Linked DNA regions of Homo sapiens: all the other regions are linked to region 1. Evidence: read pairs that join two places in POLR2A ChIA-PET (ENCODE). Cell type or tissue: PC-9. All regions are shown on one strand. Links, peaks and the distances in the headings refer to the core of each region. The heading gives the core; the rest is flanking DNA.

What was found. Peaks named below come from ENCODE experiments on the same cell type or tissue, not always from the same donor. Only the 100,000 strongest peaks of a DNase experiment are listed, where the experiment ranks them.
Region 2: POLR2A ChIA-PET joins it to region 1 with 28 read pairs; 3 of 35 experiments call an interaction of 5 or more read pairs at or near these places.
Region 3: POLR2A ChIA-PET joins it to region 1 with 15 read pairs; 3 of 35 experiments call an interaction of 5 or more read pairs at or near these places.
Region 4: POLR2A ChIA-PET joins it to region 1 with 22 read pairs; 3 of 35 experiments call an interaction of 5 or more read pairs at or near these places.

What each region holds. Positions count from the first base shown.
Region 1 is chr6:113,356,390-113,364,910 of GRCh38, forward strand. LOC107986637 (a long non-coding RNA gene) reads right to left here. Exons shown (of 4, transcript XR_001744312.2): 3 at 6,142-6,281. LOC124901497 (a long non-coding RNA gene) reads right to left here and starts at 1,850. Exons shown (of 2, transcript XR_007059930.1): 1 at 1,375-1,850; 2 at 614-909. In PC-9, for the core only: no CTCF peak of the experiment used is centred there; a DNase peak (open chromatin) is centred at 4,782; H3K27ac peaks cover 705 bases.
Region 2 is chr6:113,654,255-113,661,014 of GRCh38, forward strand. No RefSeq gene overlaps it. Among named protein-coding and RNA genes, the nearest start is that of LINC02541, 7.6 kb to the left of the region's middle. RefSeq lists a silencer at 5,181-5,389. In PC-9, for the core only: no CTCF peak of the experiment used is centred there; a DNase peak (open chromatin) is centred at 387; H3K4me3 peaks cover 326 bases; H3K27ac peaks cover 1,381 bases.
Region 3 is chr6:113,044,630-113,053,150 of GRCh38, forward strand. It overlaps LOC107986636 (a long non-coding RNA gene), which reads left to right and starts at 4,043. Exons shown (of 3, transcript XR_001744308.2): 1 at 4,043-4,128; 2 at 5,745-5,884. In PC-9, for the core only: no CTCF peak of the experiment used is centred there; no DNase peak of the experiment used is centred there.
Region 4 is chr6:113,180,913-113,189,433 of GRCh38, forward strand. All of the region lies in intron 1 of LOC105377955 (a long non-coding RNA gene), which reads right to left. All of the region lies in intron 5 of LOC105377953 (a long non-coding RNA gene), which reads left to right. Among named protein-coding and RNA genes, the nearest start is that of LINC02518, 250 kb to the right of the region's middle. In PC-9, for the core only: no CTCF peak of the experiment used is centred there; DNase peaks (open chromatin) are centred at 1,639 and 1,939; H3K27ac peaks cover 508 bases.

The DNA of each region.
Region 1 (8,521 bases), core at 1,863-6,862:
TGTAGTCTTTGCCCTTCATAAATTTGTAGTTTTGTAAGCTTCAATTTTTCAGCTTGAAAACTTCTGGAGTATAAGGAAAGGCAGAAAAAAACTTTGCCTAATGAGATAAACAGCCATTAAGAATTCACTTTTCCTCACTACTCTCCGTTCCAGTGTCTACTGTCTAAAATGGTCCACAGTATTGAGGAACACAGAAGCAATATTAGGCAGCTCTCCATGAATAGTTTTGAAACACTGTCTTCCTTATATTCCTCAAACATCTATTTCTCCATATGTCCCGACTTTCCTTTTTCCTCCTAGAAAATAAAAAAAAATTATATCACTCTACCATTTAATTTTGCCATAATGCTTTCCTTCTCAGAACCCCCTAAAGACTTCCAATGTCCTTCCAAATCAGATAAAAATTGGCCAGCAGCTGTTACAAGATTCTTCGTCAAATGACCGCAATGTTCTCTTGTTCAAGCAGATGAGATTTCTAGTTCAATTCATGGTCCCAGAAGAACTACTCAGCCTCCATGAGGGACCAAGAGTAGGATTCTAGCACTTGTAGGGCTCAAGGGACGGGTTCTTGGACCTCTGAAGATTCACTAAAAAATCAACTCAGGTAGATTAATTGGAGAAAAGGTGTACAAATTTATTTAACATGTATACATGGAAGCCTTCAGAATGAAGAGCCAAAAATACAATAAAAATTGTCAATTTTTATGCCTAGGTTAAATAAAGTATGAACAGCAGTGTAGAAATATAATTGGACAAAAAGTTATGATCGAATGTTAATTAGATCATTTTCTCTTGTGGGAAAACGCAGAAGGGCCTGTTTGTTTAGATTCTTCTTGATCTCTCTTGAGTGTACATTCCTTCCTTCTCAGAGGTGGGGCAGGACTCTCTCTGGAATGAATGTCTTATGACCTAAACAAGATCGATAAAATAATTTCTTTATGGCCAGTTTTTACACAGAAAGGTGGAGGAACGTTAAGTAATATTTTTAGGTTTTATGGCTGTCTTGGGGGGGATAAAGGGATTCTGGTTTCTGTAACCTGCCTGGGGACAACGGGGTTCCTAGTTTCTATGGCTAGCCTTGGAGGAGAATGAGACTGAGACAGTGGGCAGAAGAAGGCCAGAGAAAAATTTTTGCTTCTGAGGCCTTCATTTTGGGGTATTGTTTTGTGGGCATTAACACCCTGTAGTACTAGGTCAGGAGACTGATCTTATTTTATGAAATATGGCCCAATTGACATCTTAACATCAAAGACCTCATAATCTTGCTTTTCTCATTCAGTCTTTTTTAATAAAATTCAATACAGACAGCCTGGTTTCTTTACGTTGCCCTCAAAACTCCCATCTGAGTTCATTTATTTAATTTGTTTCTCTCACCTGGAATACATTTCATCTTTCTCCTTCATTTTTTCAAAGCCTTTTTCCCAACTTCAAGTCCCTTGCATGTAACCCCCAGAGACTTTCTCTGCTCTGAACGCTCTGTGGTTGAACTGACAACTGCAGTCATAAAGCACAGAGTTATCTGTGTCTACAATGTGCCAAGAGCTAGGGCTTGAAAGAACGGCAGGACAATCCTTGCAAGGCTTCCCATGCTATCAGGGAGAATGAGATGGATATTTAAGAAGATAAATATCAATATATTCTATTAGCATATGCCACCTTGTCTCTATCCACAAAGCACTGTGATATGACAGAGTGTTCTGTGTCACTCATTTGACACTTAGTATTTTTAAAACTACATACATGATGTCTTCCAACAAACACTGAGGTGTTAGTTGAGATGTGGTGATATAAAAAAGCCTCTCTTCAATAATATACAAGCTTTGTGAGGTCACACCGCTCTGTGACCCTTCTCTTTCCAAGATCAATACAACACACATGGCCCTATGTCATAATGAAGAGTGCAGACTCTGGAGGCAGAAGTCCTCTGTCTGAATATAGCTGAGCCACTTACTATGTGTGTGTTCTCGAGCAAGTTTCTCAGTGCCTGAGTTTTCTTATCTGTAAAATGGGGCAATAAATTTACCTACCTCATAGAGTATTTGAGAAAATCGAATGAGATAATGTAAGTAAAGCACTTTGCACACTGTTTGGCACATGGCAAGTCAATAAATGTTAGATATTTTTGTGTTATCTCAACATATCTAATGCAAGTGACTGGCAGTCCAATGATACAGTTTCACTGCCTCTAAGGAGTTAGGGGTGCAGCTGTAAGTAACACTTTCTGCATGATGGATCCTCTCTGAGTTACATAAAATGAAATAGAATTTCATGCCTAAAATCTCGTCTTAAATATAGTATTTTTTAAAGCTTCATTCCCTGTTGCCCAAGGGACCTATTGCAGGATTCGGGTATAAGCCGTCCCCACCCTGACCAGTGGGCTAGAAACTTTCTACTGGGCACTCACCTTCAGTCTTGGCTCTGCTGGCGTGAGCAGGGCAGGGTTAGGGACAGGACAAGCACATATCCTAGTTCGCCTAAGACCCTTACAGGTTAGGCTTGTTGTCCCAGTGTTTTTATTAACGGCACTTCCACTTGTTCCTTAGACATGTCTTGGTTTGGACAATAAATTACTCAGCCACCCTAGTTATAGAGTCTGCTATTCTGTCCCCCATTAAAGAGCAGAGTGTAAAAGGGAAACATGGGCTGAGTTTAAACCCAGCTTTGACACTGCTGCTCGTTAGCCACAGGTCCTCAGGCAATTGCTGAATTTGGCTGATTGGTAAATATCTTAGTCCATTCAGGCTGCCCTAAAAAAACACCATAGACCGAGTGGCTTACAAAAAACAGAAATTTATTTCTGATAGTTTTGGAGACTGAGAAGCCCAAAATCAAAATGCCAGCAGATTCAGGGATGGTGAGAGTCCACTTTCTTGTTTACAGATGGCATCTTCCAGCCATGTCCTCACATGGTGGAAGAGGAAAGGCCTTCTGAAGCCTCTTTCATCAGGGCACTAATCCCATTCATGGGACCTCTGCCCTAATGACCTAATCACCTCCCAAAGGTCCCACTGCCTAATACCTTAACATTGGTGATTAGGTTTCAACATATGAATTTTGGGAAGACACAAAAATTCAGACCATAGCAGTAAATTTTGCTCATTAGTAAAATGAAAATAATCATACCTACCTACCTACCTCACATGGCTATGAAAATCACATGAATACACAAGTAGATGTCCAAATATGTGAATTCTTTTGCCTTTCCTTTCTACCCTGCATGCATGCACAGAAAACAGTCCCAACCTTTTGAGGTTAGGCTGCATCTGCAGGGCGCCTGCTTTTGAGGTTAGGCTGCATCTGCAGAGAGTCAGCATGGCCTGTGCACGGCATGTGTGTTTCCCAGGCAGTGGGGAGGGACAAGGCCCTCCTGGGTCTGTGTCCCAGATCACTTAGGGGAAAGAGAGAGACCCTATGGCTACTGATTACAGGCTTTAGCTGTAATCATTCAATTACATCCTTTTATGTTCTATTTTACTGCATCTGAAAGAGGCAAGGATATCTGGATATCTAATAGCTACATTTACTGGGAGGTGAGCTACTAAAAATAGTCCCACAATCTGTGAGCAGGTTTCCAGGAAATGCTGGACTTGTTAGAGCAGAACTGCAAAGAGTCTGTTAATCAAGCCCTTCATTTGAATCACTTGCCCATGCTGCTCGCCCAGGGCTGAAGGCTTAGCTCTTGCTCATAGGAAGTGAGATAGTATAGCAGAATCTTAAAGGAATATAGGCAATTAAAGGGGAGTTGACGATTAATACTGAAACATGTATGGGGATTGTACAGGAGTGACTTTAAGCCAATTTAAAGTATCACAACACTAAAACTACCAGGACCAAATGTAATTCATTATTTTAATTCCCTCTGGATAAGATTGTCTCTAGAATTCCAAGTCTTTAATGATGATAATGTATTTTCATTTGTGGATCCTCTCATACCTCAAGCTGGAGAGGCAGAGGGCCCATGCCCTTTTTAAAAATCAAAAGTAAATATGATGAAGTCTTTTAACTTCACAGATGGATGCTACTGGAGATATTTCAGAATATTAACATACAAGATATTCCAGTTTTCTTGCAGTTCTTACAAAGGGCAGAGACAAAGCCTGATTAGAATGAGTTTGCATTGTCAGAATTTTTGAGTCTGGCATTTTCCTTGAGTTTAAATGCTATATTAATAAATTCTGAATATAGTTTAATGCCACTACTTTTTCTAACTTGAAGTCAATTATTAAAAGATCAAAAATTATTAATGTGTTTTAAGGAAGAATACTGTGGAAATGAAATACAACACACACAGTAAGCACCTTAAAAAAAAAGTTAGTACTTAGCATTAAAAAATAAATGATAAAAATACAAAATTGAATTACTAATTTATTTTGAACTTTAATAAAATAAATTAAAATACAATACCATTTGAAATTAAGGGTAACTAATCATCTGCTAGAAACAAAAAATTAAGGTTTTTTAAAAAATTAATTGGACCATTAATTCAGGATGCACTTTAAGACATTTTGTAAAGAATTTTTCATGCTCCATCTTTGACAAAACAAATGGTGGATTTAGGTAAAGGGATAAAAATGGCAGTAAATCCATAACAAATGTTTTGTCAGGAGGAAATAAACACCTTTACATGTAGTAGACAACACTATTTTGAAGTGGGAATTGATTTCACCTTATACTTCAGTTTTGTTTCAAATTGTTTATTTCTGTTAAGAGATAGGGGGGAGTTCCCGACAAAAATCTTTCAATCGGCTGTTAATGAGTCACTTGTGGTCAGGTTCACAGACAAAAGCCTTTTTATTGACTGAGCTGGGTCAGATTTCCAGATTTTTCCTACCCTTTTTCATACCATGAAGACAAAACAAGTCAGAGGAGGAGTGTTGTGGGGACGCCCGTCATCTCAAGTTTTTGAAATAGGGGCAGCCATCAAGAAAGTTGCTTCAAGGATGGGATCTTTTTCTGGATTTGCTGTGAACACTGAGACATTCTGGTTCAATCTTTGTATGTTCAGGGCACAACATTCTCTTTCTGCAAGTGATGTCATATTTGGGGGCATAGCTGTAAGTCAACAGGGCTAAGCCCGGGCTGTTCTGTCTTTGTTCTAGTTCTGCCCTCAGTAGCCATGCGGCATTAGCCATGTCTTTCAGCCTTGATATCTGTCAAATGATTGGCGATCAGGCCTCTTCTCAGGTCCCTTCCTACTAATTACTAATTCTATCTATATTTCCTGTTGTTTATAATCAATATATAATATGCGTGTGTGTGTGTGTGTGTGTATGTATAGTTTAGGTTAGATAACTACTCATATATTGGTAAAAATAAAGAACTATTTTGTTTATAATAATGCAGTTTCAAAATTCAAAACAAACTTTTTACTTGATTCTTGGTCTTGTGATAGTTTAAAAAATCACCTCTTACCACCTTTTTTGGGGCTCCAGTCTTAATTTTAATCACAAAGGAAGTGGTAATTTGTTAGGCCAATAACAGAAAATAATAAAAATAGTTAAAAAAAAATGTGAGGAGAAACAAAAGGCAGACCAGGTTGAAGAAAGTCATTTCTTTTCTTCAGCAACATCATGATATGTGGTAAATTAGGAAGTGTGTTGATACACACTGTGTATTTGTGTATATGTAGAAGAGGAGGTGGTATGTTGCTAAAGGAGAGTCCAAGAGATGATTAAAGGTCAAATGTCAACCATTTGGCTGTGGTTTTTATGTGCCTTTTACATTTATTGCTCCCCCATAAAAGTAAAATGTGACTAGTTAAATAAGTGTTGCTAAAACAGGATATTGAAGTTGTAATAATGGGAAAGCATTGCAAAGAACCCTTAGAGAAATTCAAGTCATTTCACATATTAATTTCTTAAAATTGATTTTTTTCTTTCATGTTTTTAAGAAAAAATTCACTTAAAATAATAAAGACTTCTACATTTAGCGCCTATACATATAGTGGCTTAAAAAAAAACAGTTTGAAATAGAAAACTGTCCTCAGATCCTTTGGTATGCAAAAGCATCGCATTGAAAGGGAAATCTGCGGCTGAGCATGCTGTGATTTTAATTTTATGTTTTAAGTTATTGGAATAAAATACCAGACACTGATAGTCACACAGTTTTAAAAAATCAACCTAAGACCTTTATCTGTCATACCTCCTCTCCTGGGGAAAGACAACGTGGCAGGGCCTTGCTTCAAGAGCCCAGAGAACTGGCTTCTTGTTCCCAGTCTACCACTTACTGAGCTGCTGCAAATTTGATTCCTTCTCAGTCTTCCTGGTTTCTAATTACCATGTCTGTAAAACAGGAATAAACAAACTTCAATAAAAACAGGGGACCTGATCAAATGTCACTTGACTTCACTTCCAGCTTTAAGATCCAGTGAATGTGTCAACTCATGACTAAAAATGCACTGAAAAGGGGGGCGGGGGGAAGAAAAGAAAACCACTCCTGGCATTCGCTGAAATAGTCAGCAGAGATTCCACTCTCTCATTCTCACTTTCCACCACACTCTGCTCCCTGGTTCTCCCCCATTCTCCCACTATCACTGCGTAGCTTACTGGTCCAGGGGCTTATCAGCTAACACCAATGGTCTACTGGCTGTGTCCTCCTGCCCCTCAACTCCCTCTCCCACACAGCACTCCTTCTTCCTCAAAACAGTTGAGATCATCATGTCCCTATCTCAAATCTTATGTTAGAAAATTCAGATTTGGTCTGCCACTGAAAGCCCTCCATAGTCCAGCTACAATTATCCTTTTTAGATCTACAGCTCTTCATTCCTTGACCCACAGAAATTCTTGGCTTCAAACAAATGATATTATTAATTTGGCCCGGAATTAAAGTGATCATATCCTGTTGCATAAATTTTTCCCAAACCATTCTCTCTGTCCCTCACATGCAATGAATTGGAGGGATTATCTTAGTTGGAGAGAACTGCTCCAGCTTCTCCAACTAAGATCATCTCAGCTATGCTTCACTTTCAGATTCAAATCCTGCCACTGCTAAAAGGTTCTCTTTCTCTCTTCCCTCTGAACTTCATTAATTAATCATATCTTTATTATTCATCTGGCTTTTTGCACTTACTCTTTTTGTTATAGTTTTACTGCCCATAGACCCATGTTTCTTTCCCGAACTGGGCTATCAAGTCCTTGAAGGATGGACCCTAGGCTTGTCTTTCTCTGTCTCCTGCACAAGTCTGCTATAGGACTTCCTGAGTAATATAAAAACAATGATAAAAATGTGTCTATGTTACGCTTACATTTAAAATCAAGTTGTCCATTTCTGTGAGATTTCCTTATTCCTTGACTAGAACTGTCATCACATGAACTATATACTCACTTGGCAAAGTATGAAATATATAGAAAACTAAACCTGCTTGCATTATTTATTCTTAAATGTCAACGGCCTTTCAAGTTATTATGTTTAGAAAGATCAGTGGCAAATGATAAGCAAAATTATTAAAGTGTTTTTTCAATTTCTTTTAAATATATCAAATAGAATTCTAATATTTGGTCATAGCATTTATTACAATTACTTTCAGTACCAAAAATTGAACACCTTCCCCTTGTCTTATGTTCTCTTGGAACCAGTGTTCTTAAATTAAAAAAAAAAAAAAAAGATAATGATTGTATCATAGCCAAAATATGCTTCCTGGTGATTCAGAATTAAAATGTACTACTTGCAATCTTTTATATCACTAACATCTGGAAAAGCATAAGACAAAGCCTAAGTGGTTTTAAGAATGACATTATTCAGATATGATTATTGTTGGAAATGGTCACAACTTGAGCTAATTGAAAACTTTAAGGGCTAGTTTTTATATTACCTTAATTTTCCCCATAATAAAGTGAAAGGCCTATTTCAAAGAAGTCTAAAGGTCTCTTATATTATAGGAATTAGTTACACACCTAGATCATGCTTTGCTATAATTCACCTTGTTTTTACATTATGTTTTATGACCTTCAAGGGGAAAAAATAGAAAACTATAATGAGAAACTAGAGAGGTTGAAAATGTAGGTGATTTTCCTGGCTTGTTCTCCAGTGAATTTCTAGTTGTGTACCCAAGGCCTTTAAAACTATCTAATGGGGAACATTGTCTTTATCTGAGGCTTCTTGCTAAAGAGACCATGGAGAGGGTTCCTCAGCCTCCCTCGGTGTCCCTAGCTGGAATTATCACTCTTTCTTTAAACCCAGCAGTGTTTATGCCTCTCAAAATCCCATCCTTAGAGATGGGCAATGAAGATGCCTGTGGAATTCTCCCTCCTGTATTAGTTTAAAAAGCACGTTGGCCAGATTTTCTTTAGGCTTCTTAATCATCATTGCTTTTGCATTAAAATTTCTTAATGAAATTCCACTTCATTTGTCTCTTGACACCATCAAGTTCTGCTCCTTTGAGGCCTAAAGTTGTGCTTGGAAATTTCCCAGCAGGTGAATCTTGAGCCCAGGCTGGCAGACAGCATCTGTGGAAAAGTCTTTCGAGCCAAGCGTCAAGAGGAACTTAGAAATTCCACATCTCAGCCCTGAAGGTATATGCGCC
Region 2 (6,760 bases), core at 1-5,000, 300 kb after region 1:
TTTGTATAAGTAAAAATAAAAACAGAATTCTACCAATTAAATGATATAAATGAATCGAACAATTAAAACATAATAAAAACAGACTCATCTTTAAAATATTCAGTAAGATAGATAGCCTGAATTATTTTACTTATAATACAGAGCAAGAATTGAAAAGTTTTAAGGACATGTTCTTACAAGGTCTATAATTTGCTCACCCAAGACTGCCTCTTTGACTCCAACTTCCTTACCTCCTCCCTTCTCCATTGGCTTAAGCACTGGCCTGGACAAGCAGTGTGCCAACACTGCCTTTTTCTCAGAATACAAGAATTGTGCCACCCACAGTCCCATGGCTGGAGGCCAGGGCACTGCCAGCAGCACAGACATGAGTCAGGCTGTGGCTTGTGTAAGAATTCCTGGTCTAGGTTCTTTCCTGACAGTTCACTTGGAATTGCCACCATTGACAGTATGATGGCAAGAAGTATGTGATAGGAAAGTATATAGTAAGACAAGTCAGGAAACTTGACTCCCAGTCTTACTTTCTGGAGGTGTGACCATTAGCATTTCTCCTAATCTGCTCTGTCTACCTCATAGAATTATTATAAGAACCAGAATGAGACAATGAAAACTAAATATTTAATTTTAGTTAGTGAGGGAAAAGAGATATTCTCATATGCCATTAGTCAGAGTATAGATTACAATACTTTTTGGCAGTAATTATTAAACATAAAAATGTCCAGACCTGTGGCCTAGTTATTCCTTTTCTGGAAATTTAGCCTCAGGAAATAATTAAGAAAGTGCAGAAATATGTATATAAAAGGATGTTTACCAATGTGCTATTTGTAATAACCAAATATTAGAAATAACAAAGTGTCTAATAATAGAATTTGGGTAAATAAATTAGAATATACCTACATAGCAGAGTACTATACAGCTATAAAAATAATGTAAAAATAAAGAATATAGCTATTGTTATGTGATGTACAAAATGTAGTTATTAAATATACAAACAAATCACAAATGTGTATATATAATGACACACACACACACTTACATAGAGAGAGAAGAGGTGGGAGTATGGAATTATACTCACCAAGAGGCCCAAAAGGTTTAACTCAAAGTAATGTTGTTTTATTTTTCTTCTGTTTATGTGTCTGTTTTCCAATTTTCTTATATTGTGTGGGTATTTTTATTGTAATAAAGAAAAATACATTTACATATAAAAAGTAAGATACATTACATGAAAACATGTTGTAGTAATTGTTTTACAAGTGCAAGGTACTATTATGTTCTGGTAGCTTCTGTAGACTACCCTTATGGCATATCTAGGGATCTAGATATTATATATTCATGTAAATTATGAAATGGCCTAGCCTTTGTTGTCTCAATGGTATATTTGTCACTATAAATTTGTGATTGAAAAATTGATAAAGCTTCTCCTTTTTCCATGGCAAGAGACTACTAAACATTTAAATACTGAAATAGTTTGTAAAGCTTCATTAAAATGAACATTCTTTTAGTAAATTTAATTGAGGTTGAAAATTATGATATCTATGCAGAGGGTGATGAATATTGTAAAAGAGATACATTTATCTTTGTATAACAAGCTTGATAGTTTTCACCTACAAATATGTCATACAGTGTTCTCAAATACTTACTACATTTGCAAATAAGAAACTCTAGCTCTGTTACTGGTTCCAGCAGAAACTATCTACAGTACCTCAGACATGTATAGCTTGTCTGTACTTGATTTAATTTGTCTATGAAGTGAACATCATGTTGGCAAAGCCTTAAAACGAAGTTTAACGTATGTACATACAATTCTTATGAACCTCTTAAAAATGGAGAAGGAGCAGAATTTGGAAAAGGAAGAGAAATACGCTTTGATGGTTTATTGAACAGAATTTCCTAGCTGTTTCTTAATTAGATACTACAAAACTTATTTAATGAGCCAATTCCCGTGCTTTAACTCCAACAAGTTACTATGCTGCTGCTGCTAAAATTTAAACTACTGGCATTCAAGGCTGACTTACAAACACCACTATTTTTTATTTGGGTCAAGTCTTCTTAAGAAATTTGTAGCTAACTTTAATTTAAATATCATTTTTCTAAATAATACATAAACTTCTAATATAAAGCTACTCTAAATATATAGTATTAATTTTTCAAAATTAAGCCAAATACTGAATTATATTTTATTGAATTATTGGCGCATGTAAATATATAGAAACACAACCAATAAAAATCAATCATTGTCTCTACTCATTACCATTGTATCACATTTGCCTGTAAAACCAGCTACTTGAGAGGCTAAGGCAGAAGGATCACTTGAGCCCAGGAGTTTAAGACCAGCCTGGGCAATATAGCAAGAGCATGTATCATTTTATTTATTCTATTTATTGATTTATTTTTGAGACAGGATCTCACTTTGTCACCCAGGCTGAAGTGCAGTGGTGTGATCTCAGCTCACTGCAGCCTTGACCTCCCAGGTTCAAGTGATCTTCCTGCCTCAGCCTCCCAAGTAGCTGGGACTACAGGCACACACCACCACACCTGACTAATTTTTGTATTTTTTGTAGAGATGGGGTTTCATCATGTTGCCCAGGCTGGTCTTGAACTCCTGAGCTCAAGTGATTTACCTGCCTCAACCTCCCAAAGTCCTAGAATTACAGGCATGAACCGCTATACCTGGCCTCAGTGTCTCATTCTAAAATAAATAAAAGAAATTTAAGGGCCGGGCGTGGTGGCTCACGCCTGTAATCCCGGCACTTTGGGAGGCTGAGGCAGGCGGATCACGAGGTCAGGAGATCGAGACCATCCTGGCTAACACGGTGAAACCCCATCTCTACTAAAAAATACAAAAAATTAGCCAGGTGTGGTGGCGGGCACCTTTAGTCCTAGCTACTTGGGAGGCTGAGGCAGGAGAATGGTGTGAACCCGGCAGGTGGAGCTTGCAGTGAGCTGAGATCACACCACTGCACTCCAGCCTGGGTGACAGAGCAAGACTCCATCTCAAAAAAAAAAAAAAGAAAGAAATTTAAACAACAACCAAAAAAAGTATAACAGGTCTGAGTAGAGTAGCAAACTATTTACTTTTAAAAGGAATATTAATTATTTTGGGACACTGGGACAATATTTCTCCATTTTTCCCAATCCTCAGCACTTATCATGAATTTACAAAAAAATGATAGTTGGCATTTACATTTCTTTTCCTTTTTCCATATTCCTTACTCTGTGATCTGTATTTTCATGTTCATAATTAACCAAGAATTTATGCCTACCACGTCTAATACATTCTGAAAGGTGCTATGGAAAATGCATAATTAAGCCATCAAAAATTACCATTGAGTATGAGGTTAAGACATAGACACAAAAATCTCCCAATACAAGTAAACAAAAAGGAATGCTACATAGTACTAAAGACAATAAAGATACCTCACATTTAAAAGGAAGATGAGAGCTTCAATACCTGAATTGAATTAGAACTGCATGTGAGAAGTACAAGTACATTTGCATTTCCTGGTACATAATAGGTACGCAATAAATTTCAGGAGATTTATTCTCCTTGCTTTATTCAGCTGGAAGTTTCATGAATATGGTGAGAACTAAGCTTTAAATGATGCATAACATTCTAAAAGAAAAAAAAAAGAATGGATAAACATTGAGACAGGATATTGGTGGGACACAAGGCATAGAGGTAGGGTGGCATATTTCAAAAGATTTAATAAATTGACCTTTTCAGTTGGAATACAGGTGTTGGTAATGGAGGAATGGAATACGTGGGCAGGGGACCAGTGAGCTTTGGTGTTTGAACTTGGAACTAGTTAACTGTGTATCCACACTATCAACTGAGTGTCTATCAAAAGCATACTATATCTAGAATGAGTGTTTGGACTTTATCAGGGCCTCCAGTCCTCTTTCATTTGTTCTTTTCTCAACCGCTCCTTCCTATCTTCACTTCCATAATTATGCTGCTTAGATTCATGGTTGCACCTTCTTACTCCTCTTTTACCAATACTCTAAATTCCTCTTTCCCATTATCTTTACATAGCATATACATGGCAAAACCCCAACCCTAGATAAACCTGTTTGCTTTTTCCATGTAACTTAATCAGGTTTGGTTCAGTGTTGCATGATGCAGGAGAGAAATAAAATTTGGGCAATTTGGTATCATAAATCTGTGATTAGTAGTCTCAGCTGGGCTCTCCAACCTAGTTGTAATTCTTACCGTGATTACCTAGCATGCTCCCATTTTCCACAATTGCTGTAAATTCTCTCCCCTCCCCTCAAGTCTCTGACAACTACACTATACCTTGCACTTTAATCCGATAACCCTTCTTTCTACTCCACTAACAAATGGAAGTCGTAATAAGGGAACTTGTCAGCTTCTGAGTACCAAATCTACTTTCTTTTTCAACTCTCCTTTTCTCTTCTCATAAGGAAAAAATAATAATATCTATCATTTTTATCTAAAGCCAATCCCTCAATGTGTACTATAAATTCCTGTCCCAATGTTCTCAGGGACACAGATCTCTAATTAATCCCTCCCTCTATATATTCAACTTTCTCTCTTTCTTATTTCTTCTGATCAGTAATTAAACAAGCTCAAATCTAATGGTGAGGAACTGGAGGGGACCTCCTTTTTTTCCAAATCCCTTCTGTCTCATGCCCTATAGCACTTCTACTCTTCATAATTGAACTTCTTGAAAAACTTGACTGTACCTACTTTGTTGCCTCACTTCCCAGTCATCCTCCTGAATCTATCATAGTCTAGAGGTTTCTCTGTCATGATTCTACCAGAATTTCTTGCAGGAAGACCACCAAAGTCTATAAAAGACTAAATGCATTGGGTAATTTTAGTCATTTTCTCAGTGGCTTTTTCTTCAGCATTTGACACTGCAGGTCACTCTTTAAAATACTCTTTTTGTGGTTTCTCTTGCTCCCCAGTCTGCGGGTTTACTACTCACCTTTCTGATTGTTCCTGTGAAGTCTCCTTTACAAGTTTCCCTTCCTATCCTTCTCCCTTAGAGAGTAAGTATTAGCATTTCTTGCTTTACATACTTTCTCTGGATTATTTTCCTCATTCCTAGGATTCCAAAATCCCCCAAATCTTTAATCTCAAACTCTTCTATGGACTTCAGATCCATATCTCTAAGCACCCCAAACTCAATATAGACCCCAAACAGAAGTCACCCCCTCTTCTTCCCCATGGGTTCACTCTGGAGTTTATCTCAATACAGGGCATCACACCCAGCCAATTGCTCAAGTCTGAATCCAAGAGTCACCTCTCTCTCTTCCTCTCTCTCTCTTTCTCACGCGCACGCACACACACACACACACACACACACACACACACACCATATATTTACCACAAAGTCCTACTGAGTCAAATGCTAATTACTGCAACCTTACTATCACCCAGCTCATTTTATTTTGTCAACTGTCTCAGTGAGTGAAACTGTTCAAAGTTGTGTAATCTTTGTAAGTCATTAGTGTAGCTAAAATGATCGTTTGTGGGGAGTTTAAAGTTCTAATGTTTTTAGGAGATTGAAAAAATCTAGGAAAAGATTTTCTGTTTCTTCTTCTCATCTTTTTAATAATAGTGTTGGTAAGATGATATTCTCAATTTTCTCAGAACAATTTTCCGCAGATACACATCTTCCGTGTTTGATCATGCTGACAAAATTGGGAGGAATGTGTTTTCTTTCTGCAAACATAACATTTCTACAGCCTCAGAAAATACAGGTTATTGCTGTTTGTCTGGGCACATGAACTACATATCTGTAACAGGCTGAACTGAAACAACTGAATCAATGTTACAAACATCCATTGGAATCAAGAATAATAACGAGAATGTCACAAGGATCTGAATTTTATTTCTCTGATATCTAGAAATCACAACAGATCACCTGTCTAAGCCAAAGGTCACAAGTGGTGATAAGCTCCAAAACCAGCTTATCCTCTTCCTCAGTCTCTGTAGAAAGAGGTCAACACATGGACTTTTAGTGTAAAGCTCGCTGTCCTATTTGTTAATACACCCTTCAGGGTGTTATCAATGGTTTTCTAAATTCAGGAGAAATAGTAAAGAGAAACAAATTAGCAAAATACCAAGTAGATGCACAACTACACTTCTAGTGGAAAGCAGAGGAGAAACCCTTGCTAGATAGAAAGTTCTTTCTTCTTTTAGGCCTTTACATCTTCATTACACTCTATGCTTCCACTAGGCAAGCTAAAGGCTACCAGTAGTTCATACAGCGATGACCTCAATTTTATCAGGTCTCAGTTTTTTCTTTTTTTTTTTTTTTTTTTTTTTTGAGATGGAGTCTCACCCTGTCACCAGGGCTGGAGTGCAGTGGCGCAATCTCAGCTCACTGCAAGTTCCACCTCCTAGGTTCACACCATTCTCCTGCCTCAGCCTTCTGAGTAGCTGGGACTACAGACACCCACCACCAAGCCCAGCTAATTTTTTGTATATTTTAGTAGAGACAGGGTTTCACTGTGTTAGCCAGGATGGTCTCGATCTCCTGACCTTGTGATCCGCCCGCCTCAGCCTCCCAGAGTGCTGGGATTACAGGCATGAGTCACAGTGCCTGGCCCAGGTCTCACTTCTTTTTTAAGCTGGAGCAGATTGAGTATGGTAATATATTTTCTTTCTGTCTGTCTGTCTGCGTCTGTCTGTCTGTCTTTCTTTTCTTCCTTCCTTCTTTTTTTTTTTTTTTTTTTGACTAAATTTCACTCTTGTTGCCCAGGCCGGAGTGTAATGGCACTGCTCACTGCAACC
Region 3 (8,521 bases), core at 1,444-6,443, 310 kb before region 1:
GACTCATTGTGGTGTATGGATTGTATTGAATGGATGCATTTTAAATAGTGGAGTAAAAGTTTTACTCTAAAAAAGGGTTTCACAAATGTTTTCTGTAAAGGACTTGATAGCAAATATTTTAGATTTTGTGGGCAACACAGTCTCTGTAGTAACTACTAAAGTCTGCTGCTATAGCACAAAAGGGACCAGAGACAATATGCAAATTATTGAATATTGCTGTCTTTCAATAAAACTTTATTTCCAAAAATGTGGTAGGCCTGATTTGGCTGACCAAATCAGGAAGTCAGCTAGTTTGGTAGTTGCTGCTCTGTAATATCAATATTTACACAACAGTAAAAGTTACATGTTTTATAAATTCTTAATCATATGATTAAAAATTTTAAGATACCAAAGTGAAAATGTTTGAAGAAATACACGGTTTATCAGAAGTCTTTAAGGAGGCACATGAGCAAAGAACCTTGCAGACTAGTGCCACTCATGTGAAGACTGGGAAGGAGGATAGGAGAACGTAGGCAAGTGAGAAAGCGAGAAGGTACATCCAGGGAAAGGGGCAGCATGAACAAAAACACAGGAAACAGCATGGTGTGCTCCTGCTCTTCCAATAGCTCGATGTTGTAAGAATACAACACACAACATAGGAAAGAGGAGAAGCTCAGCTGGCAGCCAAAGACCAAATAAAATAGGTTTGTATATTTTCTACTCAGGCGTTTGAAATTTATACTGTAGGTAGCCAGAAGTCATTGAAGAATTTTAAGAAACAAAGTAACATTACCTGAGGTTGTGGATATGCAAAATAGGCTTAGGAAGGCAGGATTAGAAAGAGGAAGATTATTTAGGAGACTATGGCTGAAGTAAATTGAGAACTGGAAGTGATCTGAACTATGGAGGAGGACTAGGAATGGTTTCAGATAGATCTAAGAAATATACACTAAGTGATACTGACAGGCCATCGTCATTGGTGGGTCGTTGGGCAGGTAATAGAGGAGGTGGAGGCTTCCACTGGTGATATGGAAGAAGGTATTGACAAGGATTTTTCCTTTGGTGTCAGGATGAAATATGTTGTCACCATCCGAAATACAGCCTTTAAGAAAAAGCATGAATTGACTGGTAGTGTTGAGGAAGTACACTTTCAGATTGGCATGGTAAAACAGGAATTGGATATAAGGTCTTAAAGTCATTTAAGTGATCTTGAATAGGAAAATAGATTTTAGAGTGATTTTCCTACAGCTGGTCTTAGAGAATATGAAATTGGGCCAATTTCTCCCAGAGAGAGTACAAAACGAAAAGATCAGCTGTTGAGGATGAACCCTCCAGGAATATCAACATTTAAAAGGCAGGTGAAGAAAAACCTATTAAGAAGAAGGAGGTGAGGAGCAAAGATAGTAACCGGCTCAAAATAGTATATCTTTTATTAATGTAAGTTAAATAAAGTTTTCAAAACTAGATATGAATTATCAGGGTCAAATGCAGTAGTTAAGTGAAGAAAGATAGGGTGGAAATATCCCTTGTATTTGAATTTCATCAAGTGAAATTTCAAAAAACTAACGAGAGCAAAAGCTAGTTTACATTTGTATCATGGGTGTAAGAATCCAGAACTGCAAGAAGTTCAGATGAGAAGAGGAAGTAGATAGGAAATTAAAGAAATATTTAGGGTATAAAATCCATGCCTATGAGCTGAAAAGGTAGTCTAAAGATAGAGAATCAATAAAGAAATTAGGGAGCATTGTCTTGATGAGAAAAAGTGAAGATAGATAAGGCATGAGGTGGAATAGAAGTGATAAGAGATGAATGGGATTGTAAAGTGGAGGGAGATTAAATCTAAACCTTCAAGGTTCTCATGGAAGAACAAAGGGTCAGTTTACAGAGAATGGCAAGGGACAGAAGCTGACTTAAGGCTTTAAGGAAAGTGGTGAAAATTGGAAATACACATTGAGGAAAATAGAGTTGGGCCAACCACATGCGGCAGACACTGTTAGTGTTCAGCAAACATCATCTACCTTGTCCTCTACATCGCCTGAGCATTCATGTATCTAGGTTTATCTAAACTGAAGTGATGTGTCATATTTAATATATGACAGTTTAAAAGGGGTACACTTACTCCATGCTCTCTTGTTCCTGGCTATAAAACTCTTAAAGGCCATGTGTTCCAGAGTGGAATAGCTATAAGTTGGAAGAGGGTTATCAAGTGTTACCAGAATACAACATGAGCAGAAAGTAAGCCTTATTGTTTTAGGTTACTGAGATTTGGGGATTTATTTGTTATGGCGGCATAGGTGAATCCACCATGAATAACAGAAAGGTTACCGCCAGGATTATAGATAAGAATTTGCAGGACTGGTCTATATGGTTGAGTCATTTTTAACTCTCTGTCTAAGTAAGCTGAAGAAGTGTTGAGATTTACTGGTGGGTAGGACAGACGCACACACACACACACACACACACAGAATTAAGCATTAATAAGCTGGGATAAAAGAAAGTAACAGGGAATAAGGATCTCTTTTAGATTGAAAAGCAGATATGTGAGGGAAGCTGGAGTAAGACTGAAGCATGGAAGATTATACTCAGAGTGTAAAGTTACATTTGTGGTTTTCAAGGTAGAGTGTTTCCTGGTGATGGCTAAGTTCATGGATTTTCCCTTGGGACTGTAGCTGATGTGGAAGCGACATGACAGTTAGGGTGGTCCAGAATTTTCAGGGAAATTATTGCATGACTCATCTACATACATATTGAAACAACTGAAAAAACTGAAGTTCTGATTATTTGCTCAAAATTCATCAGTCACTAAAATAAAATACAAGTCATTGTTAAAGCATTTGCTTGTTTATACTTCTTGTCATATAATGCTTTTATTGGAGGAAACAAAAATGTCTCAGAATTTTTTATGAAGTAACACTACCATAAGGCATGTAGAAGTGACTGCTGTTTGTCAAGTTGTACAATTTTAACATGACAGTTAAATTAATGTATATATTTGAATTCCTACATTTAGCTTCTACTAAATTTGAATAAGGAGATATATGGTGGACTTAACATGTGAATTTAAATTTGCATTTTATTTTCAAGGAATATTAGACTGAATTGTAATGTTATCACTGTATAAAATAATTAAGTGCAAAAGGAACTTTAGTGACAATCCGTTTGATTTTATATACTGTCAAGTTTTTGCATCTGTCCACTAAATAGTTCAATTTATGAGCTGATGTAGACATTATTTTTAACTGAATGTTTCAATGTAGTTTGTGATCTTCAAAAGTATTTCTTCTATAATTTGATGCACAACTGTAATATGATGATGATAAGTTTGAATAGATAAACCTTGACATTGAGAGAGGTATCTTAATGCCTACTTTTAAAGGTATACAAATTAGTACGGGAAAAGAAGCAATTTTAATGCAGAAGTAAGTTATAAAACCTGTAAAATTTGTTTAATAAATTTGATTTGAGTGAGTCAGTGCCTGTAGAACATAAGGAAAGAGTTAGGCTAATTAAGGAATGCAGCTAGAACATCCTGAGAGAGGGCTCTGAGAGCAGGCCATGATGAATTAGACTTGCCTTGTCACCTTTCCTGCAATCTACCCCAACAAAATAACTTTGCCAACTCTAACAGTTTTGTATGGTTTCCACAGCAAATTACTGCAAACTTAGTGTCTTAAAACAACACAAATTTATATCGTAGCTTTGTAGGGCAGAAATCTGCCACAGGTCTTAGTGGGCTAAAATCAAGGTGTCAGCAGGGCTGCAATCCTTCCGTAAGCTGTTTCCTCATGTTTTTGGTTTTCTGGAAGCCACTCACATTTGCTCATGGCCCCCTTCCTCCATTTCAGAGTCAGAAATAATAGATCGTGTCCTCACCCTGCATCTCTCTGGCCACCTCTGCTTCCAGCTTCTACCTTTAAGGACCCTTGTGATGACATTGGGACCAGCTTCATTTCTCCAAATGTCCTCCTCTCATACCTCTCCTTGCACATCAAGCTGCTCACCCTTTGTGCTTTTGCACATGCTGTTTGATTATGAAACTCCATGACCCTCCTCCTCATGATTCACTTGACTGACTATTCAACGCTCAGTTCAGGTGGCTCTTCCTTCAGAAAGCCTTTTTCCATCTACTGTCCTACTGCCCCTCCCAAGGTAAGTACCCAAACAATTTTCTCCAATAGCACTTGATTATTTTCTATCATAATAAATAGAATTCGGTTTTCCAGTTGTGTGGCATTAGTCATTTCCCTCTGTTTGACTCTGAGTTTCTTAAGAATTAGAATCATCTGTAATTCATATTTATAAGCCCAGCATCTAATACACTGTCTGCCTTTTAGCCGGGTGTTTTTCAACCTAGATCACACAACCCGTTAGTGAGTGGGTCATGGAAAAAGTTTGTGTTTGACCATTATTTATTTTTAATAACATAGAAGAGAATGCAAAATATGAGTATGAGAGATAAGGTTATTGTTTTGTAAAAATTTGTTTCAGTCATAACTGTGATTATGTTGCCATGTAAAATATATACCTTATCACTTTTCTGTGGTCATGATGAAAGGAAACCTTAAAAGCTACTACCTTGGTAATATGCAATAAATAACTGTGGAATGAATTATGCACAAATAATTACGTAGCTGATGCCAATACAGTGTACCTTGTGTCTCTACAGATTTCTGGAAACTCCTCTCAATAATGAGCCTGAACCAGATTGTTCTGATCTTCCCTTTACTTGGCTGCAGGCCTCAAACCAGTAGGGAATGTTCCCTGGAAGTTAGATGCTCCCATCTCTACTTAGTGGCTACCAAGAGGCTTATCCCAAGAAAAGCTGGGAAAGTCCCTCTTAGGAGCCTTGCCACTGATTTTTTTTTTCCCCAAGAATCTTTAGTAAAGAGTATCCCACCTCATACCACAGCCTGCAGAATGGTTACAGTGTCCATCCCTCAGCCCTGGGGAGTACTCCGATGTGCCAGAGGCTGCAAAAACACTGCTGGCCAGGCATGGAAGCCCATTCCCCTCGCCCAACAATCCTGGCACAATTCACCCAAGCTGCGAAGTGATCCTTGTCACAGATAATTGAGCTAAAAACATTAATTTAAAAAAGAGAAGGAGGTCATTTCATTATTGTTGGAAGAAAGCTCAAATTGAAGGAGTAAAGAGTCCTAGAATCAAATTTCTATTTCTTTAATCAGAACATCCTGCCACCACTATGGCTAACTTTATTTCCATGTGTTTGTTTATTTGTCACTTTTCCATGTGTTTATTTGTCACGTTTCCATGTGTTTATCTATTTGTCATTTTTCCAAAAGTACTTGAGGTAACTTAACCTCTCTGAGATCCAGTGATGTGAAGGCAGAGGAAAAGAAGGAAAAAAATTAAACAGAAAAAAAATGAACTTTTCTTTGATATGTCAAGAGAAAGTGGATCTACCTACCCTCTGCCTAATCATTTTCATGAAGTTTTTGGAATTTAATGGTGGAGGTTGCAATAGAAAGGATGAAATGTATTTCATTATCAAAAAACTCTGGGAAAATAATTTTTCAGCAATGTGAGTACTCTCTGTGTAACTACCACAGTGGGCAGAAGTTGGTCATTCTATACCTGGTTAGAACTATTTCCTGTTAGTCTCCCTTTGTTTAAGGGATATAAAAGCTGCTTCTGTGTCAGATACAGAGTACCCGAGAATATAAAAACAATAGAATACTTTTCCTCTTACATCTCTGCTTACAAATAATGAGGTTTGTTCTGAATTGTATTTTTCTTCTTTGTAGTTAAGAGCAGGTGCTGCAAACGGACTGCATTTGTTGGGGTTGCTCAGCAGGAAATTGGGGGGGCAGTGAGTGACTCACCAAAACTGAGGGATACGAAAGGACAATAGAATAACAACAGAGAAAAACATGAAGACAGAAAGGTAAGAAAAAAGATGGTTCTTAAAGTAAAAACTAGTTTGGACGTTTGGCTGAAGAATTAATTTACAGTGAAGAGCACAGAAGGGAAATAAAATTGGAATAGAGAAAAGAATGTGAAGAACTAAGCAAAAACCACTAATGTTTGATGACCTGTCAATTCTCAAATGAAAAGCAGGTGTCCTGTCTCCTAACCCAATCCTACAAAGACTCAGGGCTTCCAAAGGGAAAGGAAAGGCAGGCTTCGATTACAGCTAAAATATGCCTATATCACATTGGATGTATGCATTTTCTACTTTTGTTTTGAAGTCGCCCTGACTACATCTGTGAAGGATTTGAGGCAACTTTCCGTCTCATATATATATATTTTTTATTATACTTTAAGTTCTAGGGTACATAAGTCTATGTTTCTTTCTATCAACTGGTTACTATCTTAAATTACATAGTGTCTCCTACTTTGTCTCATCTCTAATTACTAATTAACTCACATTTTATAACTTTTATAGTAGAGTAGAGATTCTGGTTCTCCTTCTGAGATGCAGCACTAGTATGAGAAACAGTCACTTTGTACCAGAACTTTAAACTGTATCATTTGAAAATCAACAGAGAGCAGAAATCTAATTAGCCAGGCCCCCTGTGGCCGGAGCTGCTGTAAACCCTGGAGCCTCTTCCTGGCGAGGTGCTGAATGAAAGGAGTCAGAGATCAAGGCACAGCTGGGAAAGGTTAGCTCTGTCCGCAGAGTGTCTTTCCAGAGTGAGCAGACCCCTGACAAAGAGAGGGTTGATGGAAGCATGTGGTGGAGCTTTCTCGGGACATCAGGGTCACATATATGGTACAGATCCCATAGCACCTGTGACAGCATCGGTCTACCCTTTCCATGTTAAAATAAACAACTCTAGTTTCTCCTCACTCTTTCAGTTTGAGAAGAGAAATAATGGAACAATTGTGCTTTTTTCCTGGGTATCAGATGATTTTATTTTTAAAATACATATATATGTGTGTGTGTGTGTGTGTGTGTATATATATATTGCACATAGTGAACACACTGATTCGTTCTATAGAATTCAAGGAAACCAGCAGTCAGAAAGTTTTTCTCCAGAATATTATGGCTTGGAACAGTCGAGAAAAAGAATCATAGCATATTGATTATGGTACATCAGAATCATAACATTAAAAATCAGAAAAACAGGCTTTTTTTTCCCAAGAAATTTTGTCTTCTGAAATGTGTATATAAAGTATACATCTATATTTCTATGTGTTAAAAAGGTAAACTGAAGCACAATGAAATTTTTAAAGAGTTTATTTTAACCAAACAACGATGTGTGAATTGGGTAGCTCCAAACCAGAAGTGGTTCTGAAGCTTGACTGGTGAATTCAAGGGGTAGGTTTTTCCAGAGGAAACATAGAAATAAAGCAAAGAAAATATTTGATTGGTTATAGTTATACAGTTGCCTTATTTGGTCTATCCCATTGAAAAGCCTCTAGTTATATATACTTACATAAGTTTGCTGGTGGATTCTGACTGGTTGAACTTAAGTTCTGTCTTTCCTTAATATAGGTGTTTACTAGAAATAGATCAAGTTAAGTTTTGCTTACGTTTGCAAATCAAGCAAGGTTTAGGCCACTTAGGAGACCTAATTGGCTTGGCCTACTAAGGGCTTCTTCAGGCTTAGTCTCCATTTTAATTTCCTTTAACATGTACATATATATACACACACACTTAATTTATACATAAATATGTGTGTGTGTGTGTGTGTGTGTGTATATATATATATATATATATTTTTTTTTTTTTTTTTTAATGGAGAAATGGTCATTTGTAAGTTTGGGTATCTTCTTTTAGTGGATAGGATTTCAACCTTCTTTCCTGTTTGGGAGGAGCTTCCTACTGCGTGTTGTCTTGTTGAAAGGCAATGATCTGCCTCCCACTACCAACACCAGAAGAGTGAGAATTTCTCTTGCTCTGTCCCGGTAGGCAGTGTATATGCACGTGACTTAGCATCAGCTCATCGGATGCCCCAAATCAGATCTTTGTCTCTGAAGTGAATGTTACAAAGAATGAAAAACAGCAAGAATTCTTTCAAGGCTGCAGAGGAGTCTATGTCCTAAAGCCTCAGAAGACCTGGTCTGTTTCTGCTAAAAAAATACACGTTGTGCTTCTGGCTTTTTGGCTGTAAGAATCTATCTCGATGCCAGGTCTGGTTCTCAGCTGCCCATTGACTCTGTGACCCTACATTAAGCAAATCAGAGTAAGTTTCCATTTTTTTGTAACCAATTGCATTGTAAAATATGCAAATGTTGAGAATAGATTCAGTCTCAGTCCTGCCATTTAAGATCTTCTCTCCCCAAAATAAATTCTGACAATTATCAAATTGGCAGTTTTATGGAATAGGAGTTACAGCATTAGATAATAATAATTCCTCTGCCTCAAAACAAGTTGTTCCAAAGTAATAAAAAGTAATAAGATAAGTTCTGTGATTTTGAAGTTAGGAGGAAGTAAAAACTTGTTCCTTCTTACATCTGGAAACTTGAACTCTACTATAATATTTATTTGTTTTAAAAAGTCACTATCATAAATGTTCTCAATAAAAATATTAAATGATATTGTAGTATGAACAATTTTTATGGCAGGAGACAGCAG
Region 4 (8,521 bases), core at 1,412-6,411, 180 kb before region 1:
AGTAGGTGGTATTGAATGGAATCAGTTTTCTGAACCAGAGACTCATCAATGGCATGGGTAGATGGAAAGAAAATTTCTTCCCTTACCCAAGATATTTCTAACAAACATGTTATCTAAGTATGCATATTACATTTATGTTTCTTTTCTAAACATTTTACATAGCTATTAAGTAAAGTTGGTAAGTAAACTATGGTATGGCATTTTCTTTTTTAGCTATAACTTCTGTTTTACAGAACTGGCACACTGAGCACCCATAAACTTATTTTGTTTAGCTCACACAGTGTTTAATTAAAATTAATTACTAGCATTTAAATATTTTGAAATTTCAAATGAAAATCCAAGTTTCTGACTACTCTTGTAAACCTGGATAGTTGAACAACACTGGGACTGTTCTTGCGTGGCTGCAGTTGACTGCAGCTGAATAGATACTGGTGCCCTAAGCCAAGGCAAGTGCTCTCTAGCCACTTGCCCACAACCACTTTATTCATTCCCTTTTCTTTCTGGGCCTTGAAGCATTAGCGTGCAAAAATGCTTGCATAAGGAAGCTTAATATCCCTTCCAAGAATGATCTAGTCTTTCAATTTCAAGATGAAATACGGCACACTGATAAATATTTGCTGCACACACACACTTAAAAACACAAAGTATATACATCCTCATGAATCAAATCATCCTCAAGTCTAAATAACTAAAAGGGAGACATATCTCCTGTATTGAAAGAAAGCCCTGTAGGATTTAAAATACAAGGAATGCATGGAGAAGGTGGGCAGCATGTACACAGCTGAAATATAATGGATCAATCTAACAAGAAATCTTGCACAGAGATTCTAAACGAATAGTCAGCTTTTTCCTCTTAGAAAAACCAGCATTGACAATGGAGAGAATAGGGAAGGTTCTGGGACACAAAATAAGAAGGACAAAAGTTTATCTTTGGAAAACTAAACCTGTAACCACTTGTTAACACTTTATTTTACAAATCTGCTCTTGATTTATGAAATTTTCAAAGATAGTTAAAATCATCCTTTCCTAAGAAGAACCACTCCTTTTTACATTTAAAAGAATCCTAGACATTTGAGCAATAATAGTTTATAGATACCATTGCCTTAAATAAATGTAAAAAAGAACTCAGGACATCTCTTTTGCCAAGATTACTCAAAATTTAGGAAATTACATAAATACACTCAGAAGTTCAAGGGTCAGCTTTTCTTTATCTTCAGTCTTCATCACGCATTTGCAATACATTATAAAGACTGATAGCTTCCATAAGCAGATAAAAAAATTGTTGGGATAGGAAAGTTTAATCGATATAACTTAAAAGTACCACAGATACCTGATGAATGTCAAAATGTCATATTCCCCTTTTTGCTGTGTTACTAGAGCCATTTGATTTTAAAGAAAACGTAAAATGTCAAAGCATCAGAAAATTTCTGTATGGTCTTTCTGTTCAAGGTTCCCCATCTTTCTTGGCTATTAACCAATATACTCAAGAAAAAGCTTTCATCACTCCAAAAAAAAAAAAAAAAATTTCAAGGGGGTTAGCACTTGAGGCATTGTCTTCCTTAAAACACTTCCTATTTGATTCCCTCTGACAGCTGTTTATGTTGAAGATTACTAACATTCCCAAAGTACTTCATAGTAAAGATTAAACCTGAAGATTACAAAGGTTTATGCATTTTCACATACTGTGATGTGACCTTAATCTACTTAAATCTAAAGAAAAAAAGTCATTTTACAAAGACCCATTTAGCTATTTCGACATGATTCTTTATTTTTTTGGATGCTTATTTGGCATATGAGCCAGAAATTTAAAATGTAACAAAAAATATGTCTTGAAAAAAATTAAAAACAGGCATTTGCAGCACGATGGAAAAGTTCTATAGAGCTTTGAGGGAAGTCCATTCAATTTCACTGGCATTCATAAATGATGACTAATGCATTCAAATAGAATGAGTAATTTACCAAATTACAGACATTTGGATGGGCTCAGAATGAAGATGTTGTTTGTTTGGATATGTCCTGAAGTGAATCTCAATGAGGTTTACTTTGTTATGCCTGACTCTACAAATAGACTTCAGTCACAATTTGAACAAAAGCCCTGACATGTAAATAAATGTGCAAATGATGCCCAGCTACATTATTCTTTTTGTCCTCGGACCACTCAGGAACAGTCAACTCCATTAAAAAATATCAGTCACAAATAGATGGCACCATTGTACTTATCACAAAAGCACCATAAAATAGGCTTCTCTTGGCAAGTTATCAGTGTTATACCCATTCTCTTCACGCCACAAAAACCAAGTCCACACATGCTACAAAATACCTCTCCTAGCAGCCATGGGCTACCCTACAAAAAGTGGACCCTCCACACTTGCATGCTAGTGCCTCATAATATTGGCATCTCCTATCGGACAGCACAAGAAAAGAGCTTTAAAATTCAGAATGCTTCTTTTAAAGGGCTTCCACCCACTGTTATGAAGCAGAGATGAAGGGCAACAGCAAACCCAATTTCCAGTCACAACAACATATGCATTGCTAAATGTCTTGTGATGGGGCTCAAACTCCAACACACTTTGGCAGTTTCTGTAAAGGTCAGAAATTCCAGGTGATAATATAAAATCAATCCTTCATATAATTGTTTCATATGTATCCCAAAATGAATTAGACCTACTATACATCTGGTCCAAAAATTCTGAACATTTGCTAAAGTTGACTGAAAAAATAAAAATATAACCTTTGCCTCATAAACTGAATTGAATTACTAACAAATTATTCTAGAGGTAATCACTTCATTACTTCAGCTACAAAATCTACCTAATTGGATTTTGATAATCAGGGGAAATCTTACTACTACCGTGTCCAAAGCAGTTCTGTCCATTTTCCTGCCAGAATGGTCATGATCCTGGCAACTGTTAGCCTGTTCATTCTGAGGCTTCATTCAAATACATATATACCACACCAAATATACCACAGATACAGCAGAAATGGTTCCTGAGACCTGGAGGATACAATCTTGCATAGAAGAGATATGTTGACCAAGTGACTGGAGGATCATAAGGGCTGTAAATTACCAGTACAAAATTCTGTGGAAGATTACCACAGAATTACCACAGATTCCCTTGTTCCCTAGTCTAAGGGAACAAGGATGGCTTCTCTAAGGAGCGATGTTTAAGCTGAGACTTGAAGGGTGGTGCTACTGACGAGGTGAGTAAGTAGCATGAGCAGGTAGGAGGATTCCAAGCCAAAGAAACAGGACATCCAGAGGCTCCAGACGAAGGAGGATGATGTATGTGGAACTGCACCGAGGCTAGTGTGGCTGGAGTAGAGAGAGGCAGGAAGTGTCTAAGGCTGAGGCACCAGAGGCAAGAGTCAGTCAGATCATCCTAGGCCTTAGAAACTTCTTAGAGCCTGTGGGTTTTATTCCAGAGATGACTAAAAGTCATTAGAAGGTGGAAGAGTTTTGCTAGGGCTGCCTTGACGAAGTACCACAGACTGAGTGGCTGAACCAATTCATTTTCTCACAATTCTGGAATTTAGAAGCCCAAGATCATGATGTCAGCAAGAATGTTTTCTCACAATTCTGGAATTTATTTTATCACAATTCTGGAAGTTAGAAGCCCAAGATTGCGATGCCAGCAAGGTTGGTTTCTTCTGAGGGCTCTCTCCTCGGCCTGTAGATGGCTGTCTTTTTCCCTGTGTCTTCACATGGTCTTCCTTCTGTATGCAGCTGTGTCATAATCTCTTCTTATAAGGATACTAGTAATATTGGATTAGGAGCCACCCATCCCAGTGACCTTATTTTAACTAAGTTAGCTCTTTAAAGAGCCTATCTCTAAACATAGTCATATTCTAAGGTACTGGGGGCTACGGATTCAATATATAAATTTTTCAGGGATGCACAATTCAGCCCATACCAGAAGGTTTAGCAGAGGGCAATTATATAACCCCATTTAGGCTTGACACGTGCACTCTGCTTGTAAGTTGGAAAGTGTAGCAGAGGGCCAAGACAGAAGGTGGGCCAAGAGCCAAGGTGCCATTGACAGGGCCTCTTCTGTAATCCAGGGAAGAGACCACAGTGGGGCAGGGCCCCAGCTTTGCTTCCTGGAGACTGGTGAGTATATCCAGACAAGAAGTAACTTGGGAAAAAGGACACCCATCACTTTGTACCAGCAGAGAAGAAGACAAGGGAAGCAGCAAGCAAATAGATTTGTAGCTATGATGTCAGGAAGTTAAGTTGGTTTGTTTTCATGGTTTCTCTTTTAATTTTCTTTGAGGTAGGACATCTGCTGAGAATGAGAAGAGAGAAAATTGCAGATGTGAATTGAGTAGAAAATATTTTAAATTGCCATTTCAGGGAGTGGGGAAGCAAGCTAACAAAAAATCTCATTAGAATTTCTATGCAGTGTTAAAAGCCCCTTAAGGATGAGTGACCACAGATTCAAAGTGGCATCCATGTCCCCTTTTTGTGGATTTTATTTTGCTGTCATGCTTGACTATGTGGGGACAGATGTGGGGATGGTGAAGAGCTGGATTATTCCAGAGTTCAGATTCTCAGGACAGAGTATTCTTCCTGGAGAACTGCAAGAGGAGTTCTGGGCCACAGCTGTTCCAGCTCAACCCCTGGGAATTTCCCAGGTGCTTGGAATTTGAAGTTATAATTTCACAAAAAAAGCCTGGGATGGTAGATGTTTTCTGGCAGTGCTGCTGAAATGAAAACCTCCTGGAAGCTTTTCACCTTGCTGTGTGGCTCCTGGGGACTCCTTGCACATCTTGAGGCTCCTCCTGTGTGCCACAGCTCCACATCTATGCTAGATTCATTGTGTCACGTTTATATTTTTTTCTTTTTTTTTTTTATCTTTTTTTTGAGATGGAGTTTCGCTCTTGTTGCCCAGGCTAGAGTGCAGTGGTGAATGGTGCGATCTCGGCTCACTGCAACCTTCACTTCCTGAGTTCAAGTGATTCTCCTGCCTCAGGCTAGAGTGCAATGGTGAATGGTGCGATCTCGGCTCACTGCAACCTTCACCTCCTGAGTTCAAGTGATTCTCCTGCCTCAGCCTCCTGAGTAGCTGGGATTATAGGCATGTTCCACTACACCCGGCTAATTTTGTATTTTTAGTAGAGATGGGATTTCTCCATGTTGCTAAGGCTGGTCTCGAACTCCCAACCTCAGGTGATCCACCCGCCTCAGTCTCCCAAAGTGCTGGGATTACAGGAATGAGCCACTGAGCCCAGCCTGTATTTCTTTACTTCAGCTATTTCAAATGTCTTCTTGCCTGCATATTTCCCTATATAGGAAACATGCTTATAATTTAGTACAAAAAAAAAGATTATATTCATGCCACATAGCACACAATAAAGCACAAGACATGATGAAGGGCTGCTGCCTTTATGTCATTCTCCTGGTTCACATGCTAAAGTACCACCAGGATTTTGGAAATTGAAAAAAAATCATTTCTCTTCTGAAAAAAATATGGAAATCTTGCAGAGTCTGAACACAAAGAAGGAAGGTACTTTGGGATGTCTAGGAATTTAATGCTTCCATCAGGCCATGTGTGCATGAGAATTCATTCCAAACTGTCCATTGTCTCCCCACAGCAAATGCGCGCGCACACACACACACACACACACACACACACACACACACACACACACACACACAATCTGTCACAGTATTGAGCTCTTCAGAAACATAGGAGTTCAGAGTTCACATATCTTGAAAGGATGGAATTTAAAGATACAATTTTCATAACATAAATTATTTTTAAATAAGCGCTACTTACTGTGTTTTATAGCAGTATGTGGGCTCTTGCTGTGTAATAATAATAAATTACAAGGGATTTGTCAATAAAAAGAAGTTGAATACTGTAAAATATTGTCCAAGCAAAGTATAGGTCTAAGATAATGCCTGAATGTTTTCAAAATATGCTTATCTGAAACTTATAGTTGAGGCAGGCATCAAATTTTCTGAATAACTTCATGATTTCCATGTTAAACATCATGGTATAAACTACAGTAGTAGAAATGGAACTTGGTGTATTCAGTCTACAATATAAAAAATAATACAGTTGTTCTTAAAAATATGTTATCTTTCCATTGTTTAGGTTGAGATTGCCAACAGGTAAAATTAGATGTACAAGCTGCTGAAAGGGAAGAAACACACTTGAATTTAGTTGCTGTTTGTAACTAGACACCTGAATTGGTAGGGAAGGAAGGGGCAGAAATAACAGAACACAGCTAGGTGGTATTTTTATTAGCTAGTATCCTCAGAGAATCATTTATGTGACATTCCAAAGATAACGAATAGGATCCCCCAAGTGAAAGACCCAAATAAGATATAATTATGACAGCCAGCTCCCCTGCAGTGATGGACTTTTCACTAATTTAGATACTTGTTTCTAAAATGTAGTGCATTTCTAGTTTCAGATCACTGAAATAGATATGTCCACAGAAAGTTATAAATTCTACAATTCTTATCACTTTGTTCAGAATTCTTGAAATTGAAGAGAAATATAATCTCTATAACAACTGGGAATAACTGTCACAGGCTTACATAGTCTTCAAATTAAAAGAAAATCCTTTCTCATATGTCTATCAGGTATCTCACCACCTTCTTAAGACTACAGAAGGAAGCAATGCCTTATGTTTTATATAAAGAGAATAAATTTATCTAAAGAAATAAAAGAGTCGCAATCACCTTAAATTAGGGGAGAAGTTTTGCCTCAGGAAGTTTGGCTTTATTTCTTTTCATTGTAAAAACAATTCAGATGTTTTAAATATGTTCTATGACATACCAGGATCTTATTTTATCTGCGAAAATTAATGGTCTCAAAGAGGCAAGCTAAGAGACAGAAAGGAGACACCTCCATAGTTCCACAAAGCTGTTTCACCAAAATTAAATGACTATTAAAAAAACATGTGGCAAACAGATCTGAGAGTTTGTTTTAAATTGGAAGCATTCCACCTTCCAACTCTCAACTGAGTACCAGAATTACTTCCTTCTGCCAGAGATCTGAGAAAATCATGCTGAAGAGTGCACAGGCTATTTGCTGTAATATTATTTCAATTCCATGGATCTGTAGCAATCTTCAGCTATGGCACTGTAAAATTAGTTTTAGATTTTTCCAATATAATATATTTTCCTTTTTTTCTATTCTCTTCCTCCTACATAGGAGCTTGTGACTGTGCATGTCTAAAAACAATCACCATCTTTGACATCCTATGGCATCGCATCTTTGCCTATTAGGTCAATTTCAGAGAATACTGTTTCTTCTATTTATCAAAAGATCAAGAACTGAGTTTTCTTAGGATATGTCTCACTTCTTACGCTATTGTTCATTTCCTACTAGCCCAGTGTGTTTTTTTCATGGAATTTTCTCCATCCCCACAGCCATTTGTACTCTAGAGCTGGGATTAAGCCCAAGGTGGGCGTGGAGGTGATGTGAACTATCAACACACACTACCTCAAAATGTGGCTCCTTGGATTTGAGAAAACAGCAGAAGCAGGAAGGTCTCTGCGATCTTCTTCTACCCTTTTCCCCTGAAGCAGGCCATAGTAGAATTTTCTGACTTTCCACTGAAGCAGGTCATAAGATTCTCATTTGAGAGTGCACTCCCTCTACCTTTATCTCAGAAGACACAGGGCACAGATAAGAATTTAAACAAACAAGCCTTGCTAAGTTCTCCCCAGTTTATTACCATTAGATAATACTCCTTATTTCCAATCACACTTCTCCACAACCATCCACTTCTTCAGCAAATTTAGTATAAAAAAACACAACTTCCTCGTTTCTTCTGGACTTCATTTTCTTATGAAGCCTCCTATGTCACATAAAACTTATGTTAAATATATTTATATGCTTTCCTCTTGCTATTCTGTCTTTTGTTATAGGGATCTCAGCCATAATCCTAGAGTTGGATGAGAAAATAAATCTTTTCTCTCATACAGAGAGAATAACAATTTACCCAGGACCTAGGCTTCTCTGTATTGCTGTAGTGTACTCTGGTTGAAACCATCAGTATAGTGGCCTACACAGCAACTCTCAGAATGGACAATCTTTTTCTACAATTTGTTATGTCTCTTTCATGCTATCCTCCCCTCAGCGCTCACATTTCCACGTCTTTCTCAATCTTCGTCTCTCAAAACTTACTTTCAGGAAAGGTTGCAAAAAACCTTTGCACGGATCTGCAAACACCTTAGCATACTTGACTAATTTCAATCTCAGGTGCAATTGAACTTTAAGAGCAAACACAGTTTCTTAAAGCAAAGAACTGTATCTGCTTTTGCAGAATTTCAGGCTGAGCAAGTTTGCAGAAACACTAATTGTGGAGCTACCAAAGAGATTACTCCATGGAGTCAACCAACCATTCTACTTTGGTTTATTCAAGATATCAGAAAGCATTTGTAATCTAGTAGATGAAAAGAGACCTCAAAACAAAGAAGCTTATTTAAATGTTATAGGGTACACACACAAAAAAGAATTTTACTTTAGGGTGTCAGTAAAAGCTTCAGGGAAAAGATGATGCT